Regions from separate parts of the Homo sapiens genome. Here region 1 is linked to region 2. Evidence: read pairs that join two places in POLR2A ChIA-PET (ENCODE). Cell type or tissue: Panc1. All regions are shown on one strand. Each heading gives the region's core, and the rest is flanking DNA. Links, peaks and the distances in the headings are about the cores only.

Region 1 (8,000 bases), core at 1-8,000, 66 kb before region 2:
TCCCAGCCTGGCCAGGGGAGACGGGTACCTCATGGGGGCTAGGATGATCCGGTTTAGCAGGCTGCGGTGCAGTCTCTTGGCCACCTTCAGCCCTGTCCACTCCACAGTGACAGACGTGACGAGGCACAGCACAATGCCCAGGCTGCAGAGCACCGTGAACACCATGGCATAGACAGTCTGGTCGAGGGTGCACTCCTTCACAGGCAGAGAGTGATTTGGAGTTCCAGGGTGCCCATGGGCTCAGCCCTTCCCCCATCCCCACTCCCAACCTCTGCCATGGGCCGCCAGTCACACCTGGCTGAGGGAGCAGTTCCTGGCTGCAGGGGTCAGGGTCAGGGCGCTGTCGGTCCACTTGGCCAGCCAGTAGTCGATGGCCACCAGGACCATGTGCTTGAGCAGCTGTGAGAAGACCAGCAACGACAGGAGCAGGATGCCGGCGGAGGACAGGTACTTGGCGCAGGCTCGCCATGGGATCTCAGCACGCTGGTGCAGCATGGACGACAGGTTGTCATCCTCCTCGCTCTCAGCTGCCTCCTCTGCAGGCCGCAAGAACCCACTCTGTGGCTACACATTTCCATCCCTCTGAGGGTGAATCAGGGCATTTTATCCCCACTTACTGAGGGGACAACGGGGGCACACAGAGGGAAGCCATTTAATCAAAGGCACACTACTGCACCACACCCAGAACCCCAAACCTTAGCCTCTCTGTGGCTGATCAGACCTCAGGCCATAATTTCACTCCCAGTCCCATTGCCTGTACCTTCCTCCTCTTCCTCATCCTGCAGAAGGCCATCCCTCGAGGACATGGCACGAGATAGGCCCTGGGGTGGCTCTGTGGCTTTTCTCTCTGTGACAGTCTCCTAAAAGACAGATGTGGCCTGGGCAATGTCTTCAGGATATATGGTTGGTGGGGGAAGGGGAAGTTAAGGGGTAACTACTCTGGTGATGACCAATGTCAGATTTCTACTTTGTCCCTGCCTGAGGGAGGGGCAGACAGACACACATTCATCTTGCCAGGATTTAGTCCTTCCCCTTCATCAGATAATAGCACCCCCATATCCCTGTGGGGAACCACTCTTCCCCTGTTTTTAGTCTCTGTGATTCAGGTGGATCTGGCTCCCAAAGTGGCACGTGACCCAGGACAGGCCAATCCTCACATTCCACACCGCTGGCCACAGTGATTTGTTCAGGGGTGGGCACATGACCAAACTGGACCAGTGAGACTCAGCCCTGGGACTTTTGCTGAACTATGGGGAAAGAGGCACTTTTTTTCTGGCAGAGTTGTTGAGCTGGGAGAATGTAAACCTAAGACTGCTGGTGGCCCTCACTGATACCATGAGAATGGAGCCAATTTGAGGGGAGCTGAGCCAATTTGAGGGGAGCAGAGTCAAGAGATGGGAGAAACAGATTTCTGATTACACTGACTACCTGGATCCAGCACACTTAAAGCTATGACACACCTGGACTTTTTGGTTTCATGGGTCAATAAATCCTTAATTCCCTCTTGTTTTCTTTGCTTAGTTTTCTTTGCCAGTTTGAGTTGATTTTCTGAAACTTTGCAACTAAATAGTATCTGACTACCTCAGGATAAGGCGAAGGTGCCCACCTGATTCTGCCCTGGGCACCTGGCACAGGTACTGTCTCTCCTCTGGTAGGAGCCAGTTCATGCCCAGCTCCCACATCTGCCCTTTAGGGGGCTTCCTGGGGCACTAAGGACAGGAAGACCTTTATGAGTTCAGGTTCTAGCAGAACCTTTGCATCCAGGGGTGGCTGCTTGGCCATCCCTGGATATACCCACCTTCTCCAGCTCTTGGTCCTGTCGGTTCATGAGGGTCTTCCAGTGCTCAAAGAGCTGGCATTCAGACCTCTGGAAGTCCTTGAGGGTACCCTCCCTCTGGATGGTGCCATCCTTCATGGCAATGATCTGGAAAGGCAGCAACAAACGTGGTTTGGGGGCTGGCTGGGGAGGAATGGTGGTCACATCCCTCAATTGTGGAGTCTAAGATGGAGGTTGACACATCCCTTTCCTCACTACAAATGGCCACCAGCTCATCCACTGCAAGTGGGCTGGTATTGATAACCTACCCCAACCAACATACTCCTAGGACCTAGAGTTCGGTACATCTGAGGCGTATTTCTCAATGGCTGGGTTTGCAGAGCAAATTAGTGCATCCTGCTCAAGCTGGCTGGTTACTCACAAGGACTCCACCCACGGCAGCGGCCGTCATACACTAAGTGGGCTCATTGTACACTACCCTTAGCTCCTCTTGACGGCGGGTCTGGCAGCCTCCATCAGGGCTTAGCAAAGCACCTGCTGGTCTAAGTGTGTGTGGCCATGCCTCTTTGGAATCAATAAATCTTTTTTTTTTTTTTTTTTTGAGACAGGGTCTCACTCTGTTGCCTAGGCTGGGGTGCAATGGCACCATCTCAGCTCACTGCAATCTCTGCTTCCTGGCTCAAGCCATCCTCCTGCCTCAGCCTCCTGAGTAGCTGGGACCACAGGTGCACGCCACCATACCTGGCTAATTTTTTTTTTTTTTTTTATAGAGATAGGGTTTCACCATGTTGCCCCAAGCTGGTCTCGAACTCCTGGGCTCAAGCAATCCACCCGCCTTGGCCTCCCAAGGTGCTGGGATTACAGGCATTAGCCACCGCGCCCGGCTCAATAAAACTTTTTATCTGGAACACTTGATGACACCATCACGTAGACCTGACATTAATTCAGACACCCACCCCTGCTGCCCTCACCCCCTCCCGCCCTATGCTGGGGTTCAAGGGGCTCGAGAGTCCTGATCACTGATTCCTCAAGGAAGCCAGCACTTCTGTGTTCCTCAGGATTGTCCTGAACTACAAGGTATTGCCAAGGTCACTACAGAAACTCAGAAACAAACCTTCTGTATCTGTATATATATTTAAATCTTTAGGTCTTTGGGTCTTATCTTTGGGCCTTTTTTCTTTGGGTGATTTTCTTTGGGTCTTCTTTATACTGGAGGGGGTCTCATCATACATGGAAGGAAGATTTATTTTGGGGAAAATAAGCAGAGCCATTTGGCACCAGCCTGAAGCTCAAAGAGGGCCTCAATTTTGGCTGTTGTTTAGAGGAGAATTTATATAGGAGTAGGCAAGACCTAGAGTTCAAAATTACATGATCTCCATCTTAAAAATTAAGTGCTTTCTAATGAATCAAAAAGTAATTATTTTCTACCTACTGAAGAGTATGGAAATTTAGTTAATGAGGGGTTTCACAACATTGGACTCTACTGATAATATTGAAGTTTCTTTCTTTCTTTCTTTCCTTTTTCAAATTTTCAGAGACAAGGCTCTGTCGCCCAGGCTGTAGTGGAGTGCAGTGGCATGATCATGGTTCACAGCAGCCTTAAACTTCTGGGCTCAAGTGATCCTCTTGTCCTGGCCTCCCAAAGTGCTGGGATTACAGGTGTGAGCCCCTGCGCCCAGCCTGAAGTTTCTATTACTACTGCTATTGTTTGGTTCCATATTTCCCATATGATTCCCGGGGTGGTGCATCCATCCACCCCGGGAAGGTCATAGGGTGGGAAGAGGGCTTTTCCATCCAAATGGGCACTCCCCATGACTGCGGGGATGGGTCATCAAAAGGGCAGGAATCAGAAGGTGAGAAGTGAGCACTTGATTATTCCTGAGACTTCTTGGTGCCAGCCTTGAGTGTACCATGGGGGGCCCGGGCCAGGATGGGGAGTGTCTGTGGGTCTAGGTGATACCAAACCCCTGGCCTGTACAGGGTCTCCCTGAAATGCCCAGCATGCATAAAGCCATCCAGTGCTGGTCTCTTATGCTTTGTGGCCCTCAGCAGTTGCTACCAAGACAACGGATTGGTTCCTGCCAAGATGCCTGACAGCCTCCCCAGCCCTGCCCCCTATAGCCTGACCCCCTTGTTCCCCCTCACCCAGTCTGCATGGGGCAGGTACTGTAGCTTGTGGGTCACTAAGACCACTGTCCTCTTGTCGTCCCGGAGCAGCTCAAGGATGCCGGCCTGCATTAAGTGGTCACTCAGATGGATATCCAGAGCTGAGAAGGGGTCATCCTGGGCAGAAGGGAGAGGAAGAGAGTAGAGGGTAGGGAAAGGCATGGTGGGGAGGGGTGACAATGAGTATAAAACCCATTAGAGTTCTATCAACTCTGCTCTAGGGACTGAAGCTAGTTAGCTGTGTGGCTTTGGACAACTCACCCAACCTCTCTGGGCCTTGGTTACCTCATTTAAAATGGGGCAGTTGTCAGATATCACTCTCAAACAGATCTAATCACTTCACTGCCTGACTCCTGGACCTTCAACGGCTCCCCATCATCTCTAAAGTCAAACCCTGTGGGCTGGTGTTCCAGGTGCTTTATAACCTCTCGCTTTCCCTTCTAGACTCATGCTTCATCTGTGCTTTCCCAGCACTCTGCATTCCAGGTTCCCAGGAAGCCTGCCGTCTGGGCCTTCTCCTGAGCTGTTCCTCTGCCTGGAGTGCTGCTCTGCCTTTTGTCTGCCTTGTGAACTCCCACCCATCCTTCGCTCACCTAAGCACCAGTTCCTCCTGCATCCTGTCCTGACCCCCACGCCTACCCTTCCTTCCTCCCTATTCCCGTGACACTGGCGCAAAGCCAGATCTGATCATTGTTTGTCCATTCCTGATTATGGCACTCCCAAGAACTGAGACTTCTTGTGCCTGTGCCTGGCACAGAGTAGACGCTTCATAAACGTTTAGTGCCTGGCACAGAGTAGACGCTTCATAAACGTTTACTGAAATAAAATGTCCACTTCACTTTTCTCTAGCAGGGTTGTTTAAATCTCATGAGAGATCGCGAATGCACCCATGCTTTGTAAAACGCTGTGTGTGTGTCAGACGGTAACGGAGACTGAATCTTCCCACTGTGAAGTGTCTTTAGTAAAGGAGTGCTTGTGCGTGTGGTGTAGGGAGAGGGGAGGGAATAAAGCTGGAATCAGAGACTTGAGCTTCCTTCTTCCAACTCACTGTGCAAATGGCCTCCCTCTTTCCTTCTGTTTAATTGACTCTCCCTTTGAGGCTCTCCTCCAGGAAGCCCTCCCTGATTACTCCAGCCCTCACAGTTGTCTCCCTGGACAAGGCCCCCTCATAGTTTATGCCGCACAGTTTGGATTTGAACCGGGCTGGGCCTCTTGAACTGGGTGAGCTCTGTCTCCCTAATCAGATTCTAAATCTTTGAGGCCAAGGACTGGTTCTTAGAATTCTTCAGTGTCAGTCAAGGCACCTGACACAACAGAACTTGACATGAAGTAGTGTAAGGATTGCGAATACGTTCTTTTTTTTTTTTTTTTTTTTGAGACAAAGTCTCGGTTTGTCCCCAGGCTGGAGTGCAGTGGTGCGATCTCGGCTCGCTGCAAGCTCCGCCTCCCGGGTTCACGCCATTCTCCTGCCTCAGCCTCCGGAGTAGCTGGGACTACAGGCGCCCGCCACCGCACCCAGCTAATTTTTTGTATTTTTAGTAGAGACGGGGTTTCACCGTGTTGGCCAGGATGGTCTCGATCTCCCGACCTCGTGATCCGCCTGCCTCGGCCTCCCAAAGTGCTGGAATAACAGGCGTGAGCCACCGCGCCTGGCCTAGTTTTATCTCATGTTTGATGGCTAGTGGTTACCTGGAGTGCTGTGTTGAGAAGGATTCTGAGGATGAGTTAAGTTCCATGGGAAATAATGCTGTGAACAATTAGCAATGTCTGCACTGGGCATAAGATGGGAAGTGGCAGCACACATTCTGTTATCAGCCATTCTTATAGTCGGGCTGCATAAGTGTTGAGGGGTTGGGCTGTCCCACAGACAGGCAGCCTATAACTACAGCTTGCCTCTCCTCATTGGCTACTGCAGAGCTCCATCTGAAGTCTGCAATGGGTCATTTGTGCTATCCTTGCCTGCCTCAGTTTCCCTATCACTAGGATGATAAGGCAATATCTCTGGCAGGAGGGATTTACTCCTGGAGAGGGAGATTGTTGGATGATGGTGGGGTTGCGGGGAGGTGGAGGTGGGCAGTTAGGCCTGGGAGGCAGCCAGAGACCAGGACCCCAAGGGAACTTGCACTCACCAAGAAGACAACGTTGGCGTGCTGGTAGAGGGCTCGGGCCACACTGATTCGCTGGCGTTGACCACCAGACAGGTTGATGCCCTGTCACCAAAGAGGAGGAACACATCATGCCCTCAGCCATTCAGGAGACACTGTCCTGTACCCTACTGGACTATGAGCTCTTTGGGATGGAGGCCTGGCTCTATCCACTTCTTTGCCTGCTTCTCACCTTGCATAGAGAAGGAACTTGCACGTGTTTACTGAATTCATTCAGAAGAGGGCAGCATGAGCCCCAAGTCTTTAAAGATTCATTGTGTAGGCGCTAGGGACCATCTGACCAGTACAAACAAAGACAGAGGCAGCAGGGATTAAAATCACACAAAAGGAGGACAGTCACAGGAGAATCCTGTTCGTCTAAGCTTGTGGAGGGGACCCCATCTGGAGGATGAACAGGAACAATACAACCCCAGGCTGAGCACAGTGCTGTGTGGGCTCTCAGTGTATACCTGGGGTGCAAATGAAGAAGATCCCCAGCCTGGGAGGGCACTAAGCTGACCTTGCCCTCCAAGCAGGACTGAAAACCTGTCAAAGGACATCATCAAGAACAACATGTTTGACCTTACTGCAGGCAACTCTTCAGCCTTCAATGTCTCCTATTTCCTAGTTACCCATTGTCCTGAGTAGTGTCTCAGGGCATGGTAGGTTGGGGGTCCTGGCTTTGAAAAAACCCCTCAGAGGCTGCTACTAACCCGTTCCCCAATCTGGGTCTGGTCTCCATGGGGCAGGATGTCGATGTCTGGCTGCAGAGAGCAGGCTTCAATGACCATCTTGTACCTGGCGTGGGTAGAGGCAGGGGATGCAGCTGGTCAGCCTGGTCAGAGTTGGCCCGAGCACTTGCAGAGGGTCATTAGTCTCTGGGTAGCTATGCCCAGGGTGAGCAATGGCTTTAATAGGCCTCCCGCTTGGGTGCAAGCAAACACCGTGTGAGCTTGAAAAGAGCTGAGGTCAGCACTTCACACAGCGTTTGGGCAGGTTAAATACTAGAAGGATGGAATTGGTTGGGAACAAATATGCAGAGTAAGTGATGAAAGGGCGCTCATGATCTCTGTGCAGTGGGAAAAGCTGCAGCCGGAACCCGTGCTTGGGGCACTGCAGGGAAAACCACTGCTGGTTGGTTTAGGCAGTAATGATGATGGCTGGTCAAATATTTGCCCAGCCTGTTCCTCTCATACTTCCCCAGCCAGCCCTTAGCCTGGGCAGGTGCCAGCCAGAGTTCATGGAGGCATCAGAGTATGTTGGTGACAAACATGTACTTAGGTGTTAGGCAGCTTTGGATTTGAGACCCATCTTGGTCACTTACTGGCTGGGTGGCCTTGGGACCTTTCTGAAACTTGGTTCTTCATCTGTAGAGTGGGAATAACAATAATATCTACCTACTGAGGTTGTTGTAAGCATGAGAGGAAATTCCGTGTACAAAGAGCTCGGCACTGTGCCTGGTATGTAGTAAGAGCGCAGTCGATGCTAGCCCTAACTATTATCATTGGAGGGAAAATAGTGCAGGAGCCAGGCGAATGGAGACTCACAGAGAGAGCTAGCTAGCCCTCCCACCAGCTAGAGAAAAGGCAGCGGGGCTCTCTCCCTTCCCTCCATTCCTGCCCTCTCCCCTATGGGAGCTGGATTGCCCCAATGCTCAGGCACACCTGGCCCCTCTCCAGGTGCACCATATGGAGAGGCTGGAGTGCAGGTAAGCACCTGGGGAGTGAGATGGCTGGGTGTGGGTGATCGATGGAGGGGCCCGGAACTGGGGCAGGCTGGCCAGAGACAGTTCCTCCCCTCCACATCCTGCCTCCCTCCGACAGGCTTTTACCGTTGTTTGTTGAAGGGACTCTCAAAGATGATGTTCTCCTCCACAGTGGCATTTAGCAGCCATGGTTTCTGCGAAGCATAGG
Region 2 (16,766 bases), core at 2,066-10,065:
CTTTAGTTAATGGGCGTATTTGGGGTATGGGCTGGGCAGAGCTGCCAGTACATGGAGTAGAGCTGGGTATATGATCTGGAGGCCTTACTATGTGCTGAGCCCTAAGCACAAGGGTTGCTGGGGTCTCTTGAACAGTGCAGGGGCCTGTATGCCACAACTCACCCAGTGACAGCCCCATTTAACACGAACAGCATAAGTCAGCACTGGCGCCCTCCCCAGAGGCTGTGATAACAAACTGATGAGAGTCAGTATTTATGGAGCATTTACTCTGTGCCAGGCACTGTTCTAAGCATGCGATATATGTTAACCCATTTAATCTTCATTAAACCCCATCGAGTGGGTACTCTTAGTCTCCCATTTTATGGGGTGAGGAAACTGAGGCACGAAGAGGCATTTCCAAGGTCACTGATTTTGTCTCCTCTCTCGGGATGGGGAATGGAGCAGTCAATACCAGCTCATAGTCTCTCCACCTTAACTCACAGAGGCCTCTAAGTGGGTGGACTGTGGCCTGGGGGTAAGACCCAGAGGCAGCCAGAGCCTCCTTCCAGGCCTCAGTCTTCCCTGGGCCTGGTGAGGAGGGTCACCTTAGTTGGTCGTGATCATGCCCTTCCACAGCTCCCTCCTGCAGACAGCAAAACCCACTCTGCTCAGCCTGGAACGAAAGGCCCAGGCTATGTGGCCTCCAGCCACTTTATCAGATCTGCCCAGCCTGCCCTTTCTGCTCCAGCCCTGTGGTACCCACTCCATTCCCAGATGGCCTGCTACAGCTTGCTGCCTCAGTGCTGCTGTTGCCCACCAGGCTACTTCTATCCAGTGTGCCAAGGGTCCCTGCCCTTGAGAAGCTGATGGTATGGAGGGGGCTGCCATGCTCAGAGCTAACTGTTGGAGTCAGCAGGCTAGGGAAGTGATACTGCCGATGGACAGAGACTGAGAGAGCACAAAGGAGGGGGTGGGCAACCAAGGACAGCTTCCCAGAGGAGGTGGCACCAGGCTGGACTTTGAAGGATACATAAGAGTTCAACAGAGAAGGAGGAAGGACATGAGGAGAGCTATCCTGTGACCTCAGTGGGTCTGGTGGGACTGAGGTGCAAGTGTAGAGGCAATGTGGGCTGTCCACCAAAGAGTATCTTCCCCTTATTCTGTGCCAGGAGGACCACAGGTTTGCTCCAGCAGCAATATACCCAGCCCCAGGGAATGGATGGTGATTGGTTTAAGCAGCCATGCAATTCCATACTCCTTTGCCAGTGTTGGTCCACGTATTCTGGCCAGTGAGATGTCAAAGAAAGAATGATCTCTGTCATAAAGGAGAGGCATGTCGGCAGCATGCCCTCTCTGCTCATGCTAAGCAATACCCGGAGCTAGGCAGCCACCTTGTGACCATGGGGAAGATAGGCTGACACACACACACAGGATGGTATGGAAAGATGGGAAGAGGCTGGGTCCCTGAAAACATCAATAAGCATCAAACCAACTTGAAAAGGCAAACTCCACATTTCTTTTTTAATGAAATGGTAGATATTGATATTCTTTAGTGAATATTCTCCAAAAAAGGTCTTCAAACTAATATAGAAGGTACAAGACAGACAAGGCCAGAGAGCAGTCATGAATGGCAACACTGGGCACAGCCAACACCCTTCCTGGGGATCTTCAAAACTCTTGCCTCTTTACTCCTTGAAATAATTTTGAAACACCCTCTACTCTCTCACACATTTTTAAGCTGACATCTAGACATGTTTTATTATATGCTGATATAAATGCTTTTTTTTGCAATAGGAGGTAGAAATGTTAAAATTTTATAAGACGAAATAAGATGAGGATTAACCATAATTGAACTAAATATTTCATGACATGGCTTCATAGAATAGTTTTTAGCTGCTTTGTTAAATAATACACATTCAATTAGTTAAGAAATTAGGTAAAGTTTTATATACAGGCTTTATCCAGTGTATGGTGGTCTGGGAAAATATTGTAGTTATTAAAAAATATCTTCTTCACTAACTTATACTGTTTTGATTGTTCTGAATTCAGAACATCACAGAAAGAAATAATACCCAAAGGAAGAGGGGAAGCCCTACAGGTTTAAGATGGCTTAATTAGTCACTAAATGAGGCTCACTCTAAATCAAATCAGGGCTGCCTTAATCAGCCCCCTCCCACCTGCCCCCTAAATTTCCAGACAGCTCTGAAAACCCAGGCTGGATTAGACTGGAGGTATCACAAGGGTCTGTGACTTCTCCTGTCTGCTCTTTTCCTGCCCCTCACTCAGGCCTGGGGGTAGGAGCTCACAAAGACCAGATGACAATTACTCAGCTTGAGCTGATCTGTGCCCTGGGGAGGAGATGGCCCTTTGCACTGAGCTGAAGCAGTACAGCCACACACAGGAGGGGCTGCTGACAGCCAGCAGGAGGGCATCCCTGGACCGATTCATTCCAGTTTCCCACATTCTGGGAATACACAGTCTACCCAGTGCTCTGCCACTCCGGGCTCTGCACCCTGTCCATGCTCGAATTTCACCCTCCACAGCCCCATGAAGCAGGCAAGCCAGGGACTATGATGCTTGTTTCATAAGGCCAGAGAGCAGTCATGAATGGCCACACTGGGAACAGCCAACACCCTGCCCAGGGATCTTCAAAACTCTTGCCTCTTTACTCCTTGAAATAATTTTGAAACACCTTATACTTTCTCACACATTTTTAAGTTGGCAACTAAAATGTTTTATCGTATGTTTATAAATGCTTATGAGGCCCAGAAAGCCTGAATGACTTGTGCAAAGTCCCATAGCTGGTACACAGCAGCAGTGCTCACTGAAGACCCAGGTCTTCCTTCTCCAAGGGCGGAGGTGTCTTTCTCTGTCACCATCTGGTGAGTATTTCCCATCTGAGGGCTCACTGTGGCATTTGTGCTACTTTGGAAGGGGTGTAGGGGTGGGGGTGGAGGCGGACTTGTCACGTGCTTGTGTAGCAGTATGCCTTCTGGTCTTCTTGCTGGTCTAGGGACTTTAATAAGCAGGCAGAGCTGCTGCCTCCAAGTCAAGCAGGTATTTTAGAGATCACTGCTGAAGCCAGGATGCAGGGACATTGGGGAAGGGAAGGTGGGGAACGGGAGGGAGGATGAGGGAGCCTATCCCCTGCCATCCAACTACAGGAGCCAGGCAGCACTGCAGGAGTGCAGTCTGGGTATAATCTGATTCCAGCTCAGGGGGCGCTGGACCTCAGATACTCAAGCCAAATATCCCTCTCCTCCACCACTCCCTCTCCTGGCAGTCTCTCATCCTTGCTGGTTACTGGATTCTTCCTTAGTGAGATGGCTGCTCCCGCTCCTCTTCTGTCCCTGACTGCTGACACACCATTTCTGTCTGCAGTTATTGCTCACCTAGACTACTGCAGTCAATGCTAAGTCCTGCTTCTATTATACCTCTAGATTCTCCCTGCCTCCAGCCTGCGCTGAACACCTCAGGTTCCCACCTAAAAGTGTTATGCTGATGACATCTCTCTTCTGTTCCAAACTGCTGACCAAATCCGACCCAAACATGCAGGCTGGGATTCACAGTCCTCCTGAGATGCCCCAACCTGGGTTCCCAGCCTCAGCCTCCATCGCTCCCCAGCCTGTGTTTAATGCTCCAGCCCCTGCGCTGCTCCCTAGCCCTACCTGCTTTTCTCTTTGGTGCCTTTTCCCTTCCCTCAGGCACCACCAGTTCTCTCTCTCCTTCCTCCTCTGTGTGTCTGAAGCCTAGTCACCCTTCCAGACTCCGCTCCAAAGCCCTCTCAACCATGGAGCTTGCCCAATTCTGCCTTCCTCTCACCTCCCAGAGTACTTATTTGTAACATGGTTTCATTCATTCTCCTAAGGACCCAATAAATGTTTATGGACTGAATAATGTTTATGTTTATCACATGCCTTGCACTGTGAACACAAAGATGAACAAGACTCAGATTCTAACTCTTAGGCCTTTCTGACTCTGAAGACAGTTTTGCAAATAGACATAAACTTTAACATACAGTGTGATCTGTGCTGTAGCAGAGGTGTGAGGAGTGTGCTGTGAGGCCCAAACGGAAGGTGGGCATGGGGAATGAGGCCAGAGATAGGTGGGGCTGACTGTGAAGACCTTGAATGGTGGGCTGAGGATCTGAGACCACATCTTCAAAACAGCTGAGAACCAAGGAAAGGTCTTATGCAAGAGTGGGTGGCATGGTTAGATTTTTTTTTTTTTCCAAGAAGGTAACTCCGGCAGGTTGTAGAAGAGGCCAGACATTTTTCACTGGAGTTGTGGCATTCTAATAGGCTCTAGCATTATTTCACTGGGACTTGGCATGCAGGTCCGTGTTCCCTCTGCTCTCCTGGACTGATGGCAGGGCCTGGGACTCACTTGCGTCCAGTGCCCAGCTCAGAGAGGTTGGCACATAGAAGACACTGAGCTGCTGGATGTAGTAACAAAAGACATGGGCTTGTGGAATATAGGTGAGCTAGGATCTCCTTGGGCCTTTCAGGAAGTACCCTGGAGCAGATTCACTTTCCTGAGTCCTCAGACAGTCACTCACCCATCAGACAGGATGCCCTCTGCAATCTCACACACCAGGACGAAGAGCAGCATGAAGGTCAGGATCCACCGCAGGTTGTGCCCAGGGAAATGAAGCCATGTGCTGTGGTGGATGTGCACCTTGGAGCTCTGACTTCCCCATCCTGCAGGGAGAGACAGTCAGAGGCAGGATGCCTGCCCACTTGGAGGAGGAAGAGGGTGCATGAACCCCAGAAAGGTGCTTGGGCATTGGGTCCATGGTGAGGGTGACACCTACACATGAGGATCCCCAAGGCTGGTACACACAAACTAAACGTCCAACTCATTCAGCCTGGTCCTATGCTGGTACCTCCCCCACCACACCTTTTTACTGAGACAGGGTCTTGCTCTGTTGCCTCTGCTGGAGTGCAGTGCCACGATCACGGCTCACTACAGCCTTGATCTCCTAGGCTCAAGTGATCCTCCCGCCTCAGCCTCCTGAGTAGCTGGGACTACAGGCGCACATCACCATGCTCAGCTAATTTTTAATTTTTTGTAGAAAGGGCGGGGGGGGTCTCACTATGTTGCCCAGGCTGGTCTCGAACTCCTGGACTCAAGCAGTCTTCCTGTCACAGCCCACCAAAATGCTGAGATTACAGATGTAAGCCACTGTGCCCTGCCAAGGTACCCCATTATACATACTAACTTCTTGTGTGACAAGTCATCAGGTTAATAAACCGTTTGGCTGAGAACAGAAGTGTAAATGCTGTTCTTTTTTGATTTTTGATGCACATATGAGCACATATTTTGTATGTTTTATTTCTATTTCTATCTAACTGTCTTTGTTAATAACTAGCAACTCTGCTTCTGCAGCAACCTCTTGTAAATCTAATTTTGTGACAATCTTTCCTTTCTTCCCCAAAGCTGTATATGAATTTTAAGATTTGCTTGTTTTCTTAAAGTGAATGAACACGTTTTGGGGATGCAGGGGACACCCTATGAGTTGATAGACTTGACTGGTCTGGAAGAGTCAAGGTCTTGGAGAGAGATGGGGGGGACCTCAGTGGAGAGGCACGCACGATTGTCCCGGCCGTGGCGCCCAACTTTGCAAGCAAGGGCGCCGGGGTCGCTGCGTCGGCGAGTCGGAGCTACTTTGCGCAGAGCCTGAGAAGTTGCGCTCTGGAGACACATGCCCGGGTGGGGTGGCGGGGGAAGGGAATCCAAGTCCCTAGCTCTCGCCTCTCCTCGCCCAGGGCGCGGGCCTGGGACTGTCAGAGATCACGGACCACTGCGCGGCTCAGCCCGGTGAAAGCATAGGGGTTAGCTGGGCCTCCATCCCAGACTCCAAAGCACAGGCTTCCCTCTTCCCTAGGCCCAGCTGCGGCTGACAGGGAGGCTGCCTTGCGGGAGGGGTGACCCGGCTCCCTAAGCTGCGCCACGGAGGGTGAGGCCCGACCCCTCTCCAGTTTCCCACTGCGTGCTGAGACCTCCTCTTTCCCTTTTCCCCATCCCAGCTCTTGGCCCTGCAGAAGCAAAACTTGGTGATCCCATGGGTCACAAACGTCCGCTGTGTTTGGCGCGGGATCGGGGGCACCGGGGGAGTGAAGGGATGAGCTGGTGTGCGAGTGCGGGGACCGGCGGGCAGGACACAGGGCAGGGGACCCCGGGAACGAGGCGGACGGCGGTCGCGGGCCGGAAGGGGACGCCGAGCGGTGCGGCGCGCAGCGCCTCCTCCTCCCTCCCTGCTCTCCCGTCCCCTCCTCCGCGGCTCGCTGCGCGCACTCACCAATGAAGAGGATGGGGAAGGTGATGAAGAGTAGGAAGACGTGCGGCACCACGTTGAGCGCGTCCACAAAGCAGCCGTTGTTGAGGACCCCCTGGTCCACCCGGTAGGCGGCCGAGTGGTTCTCGCTGCCGCAGAAGGCCAGGGGCATGGCGGCGCGGGCGCGGGCTGGGCTCGGGCTCAGCTGGCTCCGCTGGCTCCGCGCGCCTGCCGCGCCTCTGTCCCTTGCAGCTCCGCCGCCCGGCCCGGCCGTCAGGCCCCCGCCCCCCGGGCCCCGCCCAGCCCCGCTGGCCTCCCCCTCCCTCACCCCGCCCTGCTCCACCACCTGCGGGGCCGGGGGGCGGCGAGGAACCCGACCGGCCCTGCTACGCTTGCGCCCACCTTCCAGATGTGGAGGCGCGTGCTCCCAGATGTTGCCGGGGTGGCTTCGTGAGTGCCCTGATGCACGCGTGCGCTGGGGGAGAGGGGAAAGGCAGGCTAAGATGGGGAGTGGGGTGTGGGCACACTGGAGTCTGGGTGGGAAAGGAGGGTGGGGCGTGCAGAAGAGGAGAGAAGGGCCCGCAAGGCCTGGAGTGGGCGGGTTCAGGGTCCCGAGTGTGAGTTCACCTGGGCGTGGTGCGGATGGATGTAGAGAGCCGAGGGATGGCGCAAGTCTCCACCCAACATGGATGAGAAAAGTGGGGCAGAACGTTACCTTGTGGTGGTGGTGGTGGTGGGGTGGGGCTTGGACATTTTCAAAAGTGGTCCCAGGTGGGGCACTCCTAGGTACTGCTTTACAGCGTATCTGGCACTTTCACACAAGGGATGTCCCAGAACTCTTGCTAAGTACAGGTTCTAATCGCTTCCAATTTTCTGATGGGGAAACCCAAGCTGCGAGGGAGCTGAAGGGAGGCCAGTAACATGACTTCCCCCAAGGTCTCAGTGCCAGCAAGCAGGGAAGCATAGCTTGAACCCAGCTCCTCAGGTCCCCCGTCCCCACCCCCATCATTTGTACTCATGCCTCTGGTACATGACAACCTTACAGCGACTGGCAGACCAATGGGTAGAATGGGTGACAGCCCCAGGCTGATAAAGAGGAGTTTAAGAAACGCATCTGGCCAGATGGATGTGAGGCAGTGGAGAGGGACTGAAATTCTTAACCTCACCTGGGACAGGCTTAACAGTTGGAGGACACCGTGCAATTGTAAAGACAACATTATGTCTTCCTATACGTTTTGGAGAGATTCTCACAAGACTGTGGCCCAAAGAAGTTTATATTGTATGTAGAAAGAACAGAAGATGGGATTTGGGGGTTAGATTTAAGGAGAACTTTCCTAGTTAGGGTATGAAGCATAAATGCACATGTTCTTAGGAACAGTCAGGGGAACACAAAAGAAAGACCCCTTCAGCCCCTTTGCCTACAAGCTTCACTGAGCCTGCCCTGAGGCTGCTGAGCCTGGTGAGCCTCTCCAGCACGCTGTCAGCAAGGCCGAGGCTCTGCCCAGGCCCTGAGGCAGAGGGCAGATGGGGTTGGGTGAAAAGCCTTGGGAAAGCAGGAGTTCAGGGTCTGAATGCCTCAGTCTCTGACTTTGGAGAATTTCTCAGAAGCCAAAAGATGTTTCTTGCAGCATCAGCCAAAATAGTGAAAACTTGGTGGCAAGAAATATCCAGCACCAGGGACAGGGGTTAATCAACCTTGAAAAATGCAACTGCTGGGACGGTGCTAGCTGAGTCTGTGTAGTCAATAGAAAAACTTTACAAGATAGTGTCAGGTGAAAAACGGCAAACAAAATTGTGCTTCCCATGATTATAGCCGTACGAAATATGTATACTTGCATGAAGCCTGCAGGGAAAGGTCAGACTTGGAAATTTGGTAAGGCGGTGCTCAGTATGTACTGGCTGCCGTCGCTGTGCTTATCCTCATTCCCTTTCTTTAAAAATGAGACAACTGAGGTTCAGAGAGATGAGATGACAGGTCCATGGTCACCCAGTAAGATTTTTTCTTTTAGTTTGTTTTTCTTGCTTTCAAGGTTTTTTTTTTTCATATTTTCTGCAATGTTGTTATTTTCTTTTGTAGTTACAATTTCAGTTTTTTCACACTTTCAGCAATGCTATCTTTCTTTTTAGCAGTAATAATATATTTACTTTTAAAGAACAGGGCTCCTAGTCCTGGCTCTACTACTACTAGTTGTGTGATTTGGGGGCAGGTTACCATTCTGCACTTCAGTTTCCTTATTTCTAAATGGAAAAGATAATAATATGGAACCCAGAAGATTAAGATGAGATCATGGGTATGAATGTGCTTTGCAAGTTGGGGAGATAGTCCAAGCTACTTCATCCCATGGGTGACTACACACGGCAGCCCCTTGATCAATCAGGGTTATTTAATGGTCTCTCCCTCACCCCACATTGCCTGGTGCAACCCTCACACTTGCCTATTCTGGGTCATTTGAAACAAACAAAAAGTCTGGTGTTAAGGGAGCATCAACTGGGACTAAGAGAGTGTTAAGTCTGGAGTCTTGGGGACTCGTGTTTGCCATCTCTAGCACAAACTTACTGTGTGACTGTGGACAAATTCCACCTTTCCCTGCACCTAGGTCTACACTGAGGACATGCACCACACTGCCCACCATGTGGGTGGGAGAATTACTTTGAAAAAGTGTGGAGTCAGGTGCGCACGGAGGCATGAAAGGACTTCCTTTGTAGTATATGGGTTGTATTCCTGGAATCAACCCAAATGCTCATCAGTATGGGGCTGGTTCAAACAGACAAAACCCAAACAGACAAAAAACAGATATTGTCTGTACTGTGGGATACTGTGGAGCAAGCGCAGAGAATAGAGTTATGCTTACTGGCAGGGGAAGATGTCCAAGACACAGACGCAGAGCGGTGTGTGGCATACAAAATCATTCATGTCTGTAACAGGGCTACGTCTGCCTCTGTCGGGGAGATGCTGGGTCTCTGGTGCTTCCCCACCTCTAGCCATGCCTTTTGTTTCTCTTGCTAGGGGCTGGAAGAAGGTCAGACTCTGAGAGCTTGCTTTGAGCAAGGGTACCCCGCTCTGAGAATTCCCAGCCATTCTCCTGGCAAAATGAAAACTAGGGCTGGATTTCCGGGATTGGATTCTCACACTCACCGGCTACTGGGTGGGTGTGGCCTCAGGCAGGGTGCAGTAAAGGGGCTGGTGCAGAGCTTCAGAAAAGTCCTTTCCAGATCCCTTGAGCCAGGGAGGTTAAGGCTGCCGTGAGCCATGATCGGGCCACTGCACTCCAGCCTGGGCGACAGAGAGAGACCCTGTCTCAAAACAAAACAAAACAAAACAAACAAACAAAAAGTCCCTTCCAGCTCTGATGTTGTTCTGGCCTTAGTGCCTTTGTCTCTATCTGGCTGACTAGGAGTGCCAGTGTTCCAGTGACCATGGCAGAGGGGGTCATTACAATGACAATGGTGACGTAATGGAGTGGGGTTATAGTTGAAGAAATAAACCCTTTCAATAACCACAATCAACAGCGGCCTGGTTAAAAACAGACAAAAGCAAAACTCATGGTGTGACCTATACTATGGAATAGTGGAGAACAAGTACAGAGCCTAAGTTCGGGTGACCCTTACTGACTGGGAAAGGTGTGTCCTTTCCTGTCTCCTTCAGGTGCTCAAAGCCTGTATCCACAGGGGAACTTGGAAGACTGTAGAACCAGTGAAAGAGAGGACTGATGTAGAGACAAAATGTCTTAACTGGAACCTGGGAGGGAGAAGTGATCTCCTGTCTCATCTCCATCCTGCCCCATGTCAGGAGGAGGGAAGTAGAGAGAGAAGTTCTTTTGAGAGGGAGCCTGTGCCCAGCCTCCCTGCCTGTCTGTTGTAGAGGTGGCTGGGGGACAGCCACCCAGAAAGGGCAGGTTGTGTGTAGACTGTGTTAGAAAATCCATACAAGGGCTTTTTAGGTTTTTAAGATTATTTTTTTTTTCCTGTAGAGATGGAGGTATTACTGTTTTGCCCAGGCTGGTCACAAACTCCTGGCGTCAAGGGATCCCCCCCGCCCCCTAACCTTGGCCTCTGAAAGTGTTGGGATTACAGGTGTGAGCCACTGTGCCTGGCTCACATACAAGGGCTGTTTTGAAGAAAGGTGTTCTTGTCCCAGGGCAGGGCCTCTAGACAACAGAGGCAGGGGACCCTCAGCCATACTTGAATGGCGAGGGTGAGGCAGGAACAAGACGAACTCTCCCCGGTCTCTTGGCATCACGTAACTGGAGAGGTGGGGAAGGAAATCCAAGAAGGCCCAAGGCTAATGTTTTCTGCCAGTCTAGTGGGATGGGGACTTGATACAGAAATTAAATAACATTCTTGCTCTTGCCCACTTAAGTTTTGGTCCAAGATCCCCCTCACGACAGTAACACAATGCAGAAGGGTAACTCCTACGGATGGCCTGGTTGCTCTATACCCTTGAGGCCACTTAAGGTCAAACTCAGCATCTCCTTGCATCCTCTAAAACAGCCAACACCCAGTCCATTGGTTTAAAAAAATGAAAGCTTTACTGAGCTCTTTACAGAGAGCTAGAAAAGTTGTAATTCACACAACTCACAGCAGAAACTTAGTAAACCCCCGTATTTCTCCTGTACCCCCAGTGGTCTTCTCCTTTGTGTGTATCTCATATCTCCTCTTCCTTTCTTCCACACGGTGTCTTTTTTAAAAAACATGCCCATTGTGACCCAGAGCAAGTCAATATTTGCCTTCAGCTTGCTTACCCACTTAGGACTTCTCTAGCAAGTCTTGCTCCCTTCCCAAGCTGCTGGTCATCCCCAAACCTGCTCTCTTCCTGGGAAGATTACTGAGGATAAGATTTTCTCCTTTTTGTTTCACCAATAGTTGTTGAGTGCTTAGTATATGCCAACCACTTTACGTGTTTTAAATCTCACAGTAACCCTGCCTAGTAGTTACAACTATCGGAGAACTGAGACTCAGAGAGGTTAAGCCCCATTCCCTAGTGACACAGCTGGAGGAGTTGGTGAAGAAAAGACCCAAACTCAGTGAGGCCTGGCTTCAAAGCCTGTGCTGTTAACCACTTCCCAAAGGGATCCTGGGGGTATCGAGGATTTTTCTGCTTCTGAGACTTTGGCTCCTGAGGAAGGAGCGCAAGGCCCAAAGAACAGACCTTTGGGGAAACCTGTGTATCTGTGCCTTTTGCCTTTTCTCTGTGTTAGAACCCGAAAGAAAGGCCTAGTTCTGTCACTGTTATCAGTCGGGGGTCAGATGGGAAGATTCGAGGGTGATGGGGCCCTGCTCCCTGGGGCCTTATACCCGTGGGTGAAACAGGTACACAAATGACCCTGCAGTGATTTGCTTTGGAGACAGCTGCCACTGCTGATGGAAGGAAATGTGTGTGAACAGCACGGCGACAGCTCTGGGTCTGGCCCAATGCTGTGGAATCCCATAAGGTGTGCTGGCTGAACCCGCTCCCTGCTCAGGGCCACAGTGTTGCAGACTGTCTCTCAGAGTTCAGCCAAAGAGGACTCTGCTCTCTGGCCCAGCCAGGACCTTGACAGATGCCTCTGGCTGGCACAGCATGGCCTCAGCTGTCTGGGCCTGGAGGGTCCTGCTAGAGCTGGGGCCGAGGCCAAGTGATGCGAGGGCACTGCTCAATAACTTCCCATTTCCTGTATGTTCCTCTCTTCTCCCCAGAGGGACTTCAGCTCCTATCCCCTGAGCAGAGCTTGCCTAAAACCAAACTCTGTGGTGGGGAAGTTTAGGTCCTGGCATTACCCCTGACCAGCTGTGTGACCTTGGGCCAGTCAACCTCCCTAAGCCTCAGCTGTCAAATAGGAAGAATAACCTCTCTTTTATGGGTTGTGTGTGTGAGAAAGCCTGGCACAAAGGAGACACTCGAGTCAAGCTTTTCCACTTTCAGGTCAGCCGAGGGCTTCTTGTCTGAAATCCCAAGATGGTCACTGATATTTATTTTTATTTTTGTTTTTTTAATAATTGATTGAGTTCCTACCTAGTGCCAAGTCTTTTATTACATTTTCTGGCTTAGTCACCATCTCTCTTTAAAGCAGGTAGTATGATTGCTATTACCAAGTTGAGAATAAGGCAGAGAGAAAACCTTGGTTGACCAAGGTCATCCAGCAAAGAAGGTGTCAGAGTCCGGGTTCCTACTGGGGCAGCCTTCTGAGATACAGGGATGGGCTTAGGCAGGGGTGGGATAGATGAAGAAGGCGAAAACGGGAGTGGAAGCTATCCCTTTGGAAGGGGGTGTGATGTGGTGGGATGGGGGACTTGTCTGGATGCAGTGTCTGCAGAGCAAGCCCCCTGTTCTTATTTATTTATTTAATTTTTGTGGATACGGAGTAGGTGGATGTATTTATGAGGTACATGAGATCTTTTGATAATGTATAATAATCACATCAGAATAAATGGGGTATCCATCACCTCAAGCATTTATCTTTTCTTTGTGTTATAAATAATCCAGTTATACTCTTTGAATTATTTTATTTTTTGAGACGGAGTCTCACTCTGTCACCCAGGTTGGAGTTCAGTGGCATGATCTCAGCTCACTGCAACCACCACGTCCTGGGTTCAGGTGATTCTCCTGCCTCAGCCTCCCGAGTAGCTGGGATTACAGGCCCACACCACCATGTCGGGCTAATTTTTTTGTATTTTTAGTAGAGATGGGGTTTCACCATGTTGGCAAGGCTGGTCTTGAACTCTGACCTCAGGTGATCCATCTGCCTAGGGCTCCCAAAGTGCTGGGATTACAGGTGTGAACCACTGTGCCCGGCCCTCTTTGAGTTATTTAAAAATGTACCAATAAATTATTGCTGACTGTAGTCACCCTGTTGTGCTATCTAAATACTAGATCTTATTCATTCTATCTAACTATATTTTTGTACCTATTAATCATTCCCCCCTTCCCCCGCTCCTCCACCCTTCCTAGCCTCTGGTACTTCTATTATCTATCTCCATGACTTCAGTTGTTTCCATTTTTAGCTCTCACAAATAAGTGAGAACAGTGAAATTGGTCTTTCTGTGCCTGGCTTATTTTGCTTAACATAATGATCTCCAGTTCCATCCATGTTGTTGCAAATGACAAGATCTCATTTTTTATGGCTGTATAGTACTCCACTGTGTATAAGTACCACGTGTTCTTTATCTGTTCATCTGTGGATGGACAATTAGGTTGCTTCCATATCTTGGCTACTGTGAACAGTGCTGCAACAAACATGGGAGTGCAGATATCTCTTCAATATGCTGATGGCCTTTCTTTTGGGTATATACACAGCAGTGAAATTGCTGGACCATAGGGTAACTCTAGTTTTAGTTTTTTGAGGAATCTTCAGACTGTTCTCCATAGTGGTTGTACGAATTTACATTCCCACCAACAGTGTCTGAGGGTTTCTTTTTCTCCACATCCTCAGCAGCATTTGTTATTGCCTGTCTTTTGGATATAAGCCATTTTAACTGGGGTGAGATAATATCTCACTGTAGTTTTGCTTTGCATTTCTCTGACGATCAATCCCCTGTTCTTACTTAGACTTGGCTGGTTGAGTGCGTTTCCATACATAATGTATATAGTTGACTTCCTTTTTGCAATGGACTGAGTGTTTAGGTACCCCCCACCCCCGAATCCTAATCCCCAAGGTGATAGTGTTAGGGGGTGGGGCCATCCGGAGATGATTACATCATGAGGGCAGAGTCCTCATGAATGGGATTAGTACCCTTATAAAAGAGGCCCCAGAGACCTCATTTGCCCCTTCCACCATGTAAGTTTACAGTGAGAAGATGGCCACCTATGAGGAGGCAGGTCCTTACCAGACACCAATTCTGCTGGTGCCTTGATCTTGGACTTCCCAGCCTCCAGAACTAGGAGGAATAAATGTCTGTTGTTTATAAGTCACCCAACTTACGGTATTTTGTTAGAGTAGCACAAACTAAGCCACTTGTGCACTGATGAAAACTTGCTATATAAGTGCAGGTAAGTGTGGCTACACGTGAGACCATGATTCTGTGGGAGAGGAGGGAGGAAGACCCTTCTCTGGTACTTGGCCAGAGAAGAACCTCTCCAGTCAGGGCAAACAGAAACCTGAAAGGGAGAAAGAGTGTGAGAGAGAGAGTTAGGAGTGAGAGAAACATGGAGACAGACTCACAGCCAGTACCTAACATTTACCTGCTGTAAGACGACATTGCCAAAGTGCCTCCTCATGCCCTATGTTGAGCCAAAAGGTATTTTTTAGCTAAAATTTGTACACTAAAATTTCAAATCGGTGAATATATTAAATTTGAAGGTTTTTTTCCAGTGTGTCCTTGAGGAGGTAATTATTTAATGATGCAAGTGCTCTGAGGCTTGGGCAGAGGACAGAGGCTAGAGAAGTTCTGTTTAGAAGAGCAACCCCAGCAGTGTGGAGAGAAGCATCACCTTTTCCACTGAAGCCAGAGAAATCATGTAAAATTCCTCTGCTGCCCCAGAGACTGGTCCCCTGGTGGGTTGGAGTAGGGGAGGAGAGTGTTGAGGTGTTGCTCATTCCCCTAATGGGAAATAACCTGGCTCAGCCAGGGAGTGCACCAATGTGTAACTGAGACAGTCAGTAATGGGCATTTATTAAGCACCTGCTGTGCCAGCTGGGTTTCTCTGTAAGCCTGCGAAGTCAATATTATTGTGTCCTTAGGAAACTGAGGCCCAGAGAGGCTAAAGGACTTGTCCTAGCTCACACAGCCCAGTAAGATTTGGAGCATAGATTGGAACCCAGGTTAAGCTGGGTCTGCTTTCTGTACTGATGGTTTTCAAAAAATGTGGTCCCTGGGACCAGCAAGATTACATGGGAATTTGTTAGAAATGCATATTCTCAGGTCAGCCCCTAACCTACTAAATCTGAAACTCTAGTCCAAACGTCTGCTTTAACAAGTCCTCCAGGTGACTGTGATTCATGCTAAAGTTTGAGAACCATTTCTCTCCACCACATTGTCTCCAATTAAGGAATAATAACTGATGGTCCCTGCCCTTAGGGGTTTACAATATGGCTGGGAAAACAAAAGAAATATATGTTTATTTAAAAACAAAAAGTTGTCTGGGAGCTTCCTAGAAGCTTTAGGGGAAGAGGTGGCCTTGAGGGTTGGCCCAGTCTGTACAGGTGAAGAAGACAGCCTGGTTGGGAAGGATATACCAGTGTGTGCAAAGGAGGGGCCGCTGAGATACAATTTTCCAGATGCAGTGAGTGAACAAATGAGTCTTTCTAGGATAGGGTGCAGGCTGAGGGGAGTCATGGAAAATAATGGGGTGGAGGGAGGCTGGATTGTTAGTGCTTCAGAACTTTCAGCCAATGAGTTCCCCACATAGCTTCTGCTCCTATAGGCAGCCATCATTCATTTGACAATCTATATTTACGAAGCACCTGCTGTGTGTGCCCAGAACAGGGCAATGGAAGCTAAAAGCAGGCCTTCCCAGAGGCTGTGCTGTTCCCTCTTGGGGATGTCACCTCCAAATCCCCCAGCCATCTGACGACCTGCTTCTCAGCTTTTAGCACTGGGCTCCGTTGTCACTTTCTAGTTAACCCTTTCCTGGTCCTTCCCCGAGGTGGGCTGACTTAAAGGCCCCTCCCCTGCATCCCCCTTCCTAAATGCACTTATGGACTCAGAGTTAGGAGCTGCAGGCCTGACGTAGCTGCCCACTGGATGGCTGTTGGACTGTGTCGAGGGTCTGGAATCACATAAGACAAAATTTTGCTCCTTGGTACCTGTCAGGTAAGTGATGGGGCCTGCAGAGTAGTCTGAGCTGGCTCACTGGTCTCAGGATCACCCTTGACCAACGAAGAGTCTGTGGCCAGAGTGGCCAGCTGTGCCACATACAGGCAGAGAGGGAGAGACTCTGCTTCCTTGGAGGCGGCTGCTTTCTGTGCTTGCCGAGAACCTGCTGTCATTGGCCAGCCTGCAACCATCATACTGTTTGCACACGTGGACTGTGGGGAAATAACATTTCCTTGAATTTCTCAGTGCTCCTGTAGAAAGCCCTAGTCTCCTGAGACTTGAAAATGTATATGACATAAAGGAAAAGAAGTTGTGCTTTCACCTTCCTTGGGAGCATTCTGCCCTTCATATAAGCATGGGAATCAGATCTGTAGCTATGTGTCTAGTTAATGGTTCTGTTCTAAACGGATAATAAAATGTGTCTACTCATATGAGGTACCTGGAATAGTCAGATTCATAGAGACAGAAAGGAGAACGATGATTACCAGGGGCCGCGGGGCGGGGAGAATGGGAGGTATTATTTAATGGGTACAGAGTTCAGTTTTGCAAGATGAAAAGAGTTCTGGAGATGGGTGGTGGTGATGGTTGCACAACAGTGTGAATGTACTTAATATCACTCAACCATACTTAAAAATGGTTACAATGGTAAGTTTTATGTTATGTGTGTTGTACCACATTTTTTTTAAGGATAAAAGAATTCTTATCTCCCCAAGGGGGCCAAAGGGTTACAGCTAGGGCTAGGTCCCCAGGCTAAGGTCCCAAGGTGCCAGGAAGACTA

Evidence for each region. ChIA-PET counts read pairs that join two places held together with the same protein. Peaks named below come from ENCODE experiments on the same cell type or tissue, not always from the same donor. Only the 100,000 strongest peaks of a DNase experiment are listed, where the experiment ranks them.
Region 1: POLR2A ChIA-PET joins it to region 2 with 21 read pairs; 2 of 35 experiments call an interaction of 5 or more read pairs at or near these places.

Annotation. Positions count from the first base shown.
Region 1 is chr11:17,406,594-17,414,593 of GRCh38, forward strand. It overlaps ABCC8 (ATP binding cassette subfamily C member 8), which reads right to left. Exons shown (of 39, transcript NM_000352.6): 19 at 7,919-8,000; 20 at 6,801-6,885; 21 at 6,073-6,153; 22 at 3,923-4,060; 23 at 1,799-1,924; 24 at 761-860; 25 at 295-536; 26 at 29-195. Among named protein-coding and RNA genes, the nearest start is that of KCNJ11, 22 kb to the left of the region's middle. RefSeq lists an enhancer at 6,377-8,000. In Panc1, for the core only: no CTCF peak of the experiment used is centred there; no DNase peak of the experiment used is centred there.
Region 2 is chr11:17,470,349-17,487,114 of GRCh38, forward strand. It overlaps ABCC8 (ATP binding cassette subfamily C member 8), which reads right to left and starts at 6,497. Exons shown (of 39, transcript NM_000352.6): 1 at 6,281-6,497; 2 at 4,538-4,679. The coding sequence starts at 6,428. LOC124902641 (a long non-coding RNA gene) reads left to right here and starts at 6,303. Exons shown (of 2, transcript XR_007062609.1): 1 at 6,303-6,383. RefSeq lists an enhancer at 5,153-5,709. In Panc1, for the core only: a CTCF peak has its summit at 3,262; a DNase peak (open chromatin) is centred at 3,204; H3K4me3 peaks cover 612 bases; H3K27me3 peaks cover 1,663 bases.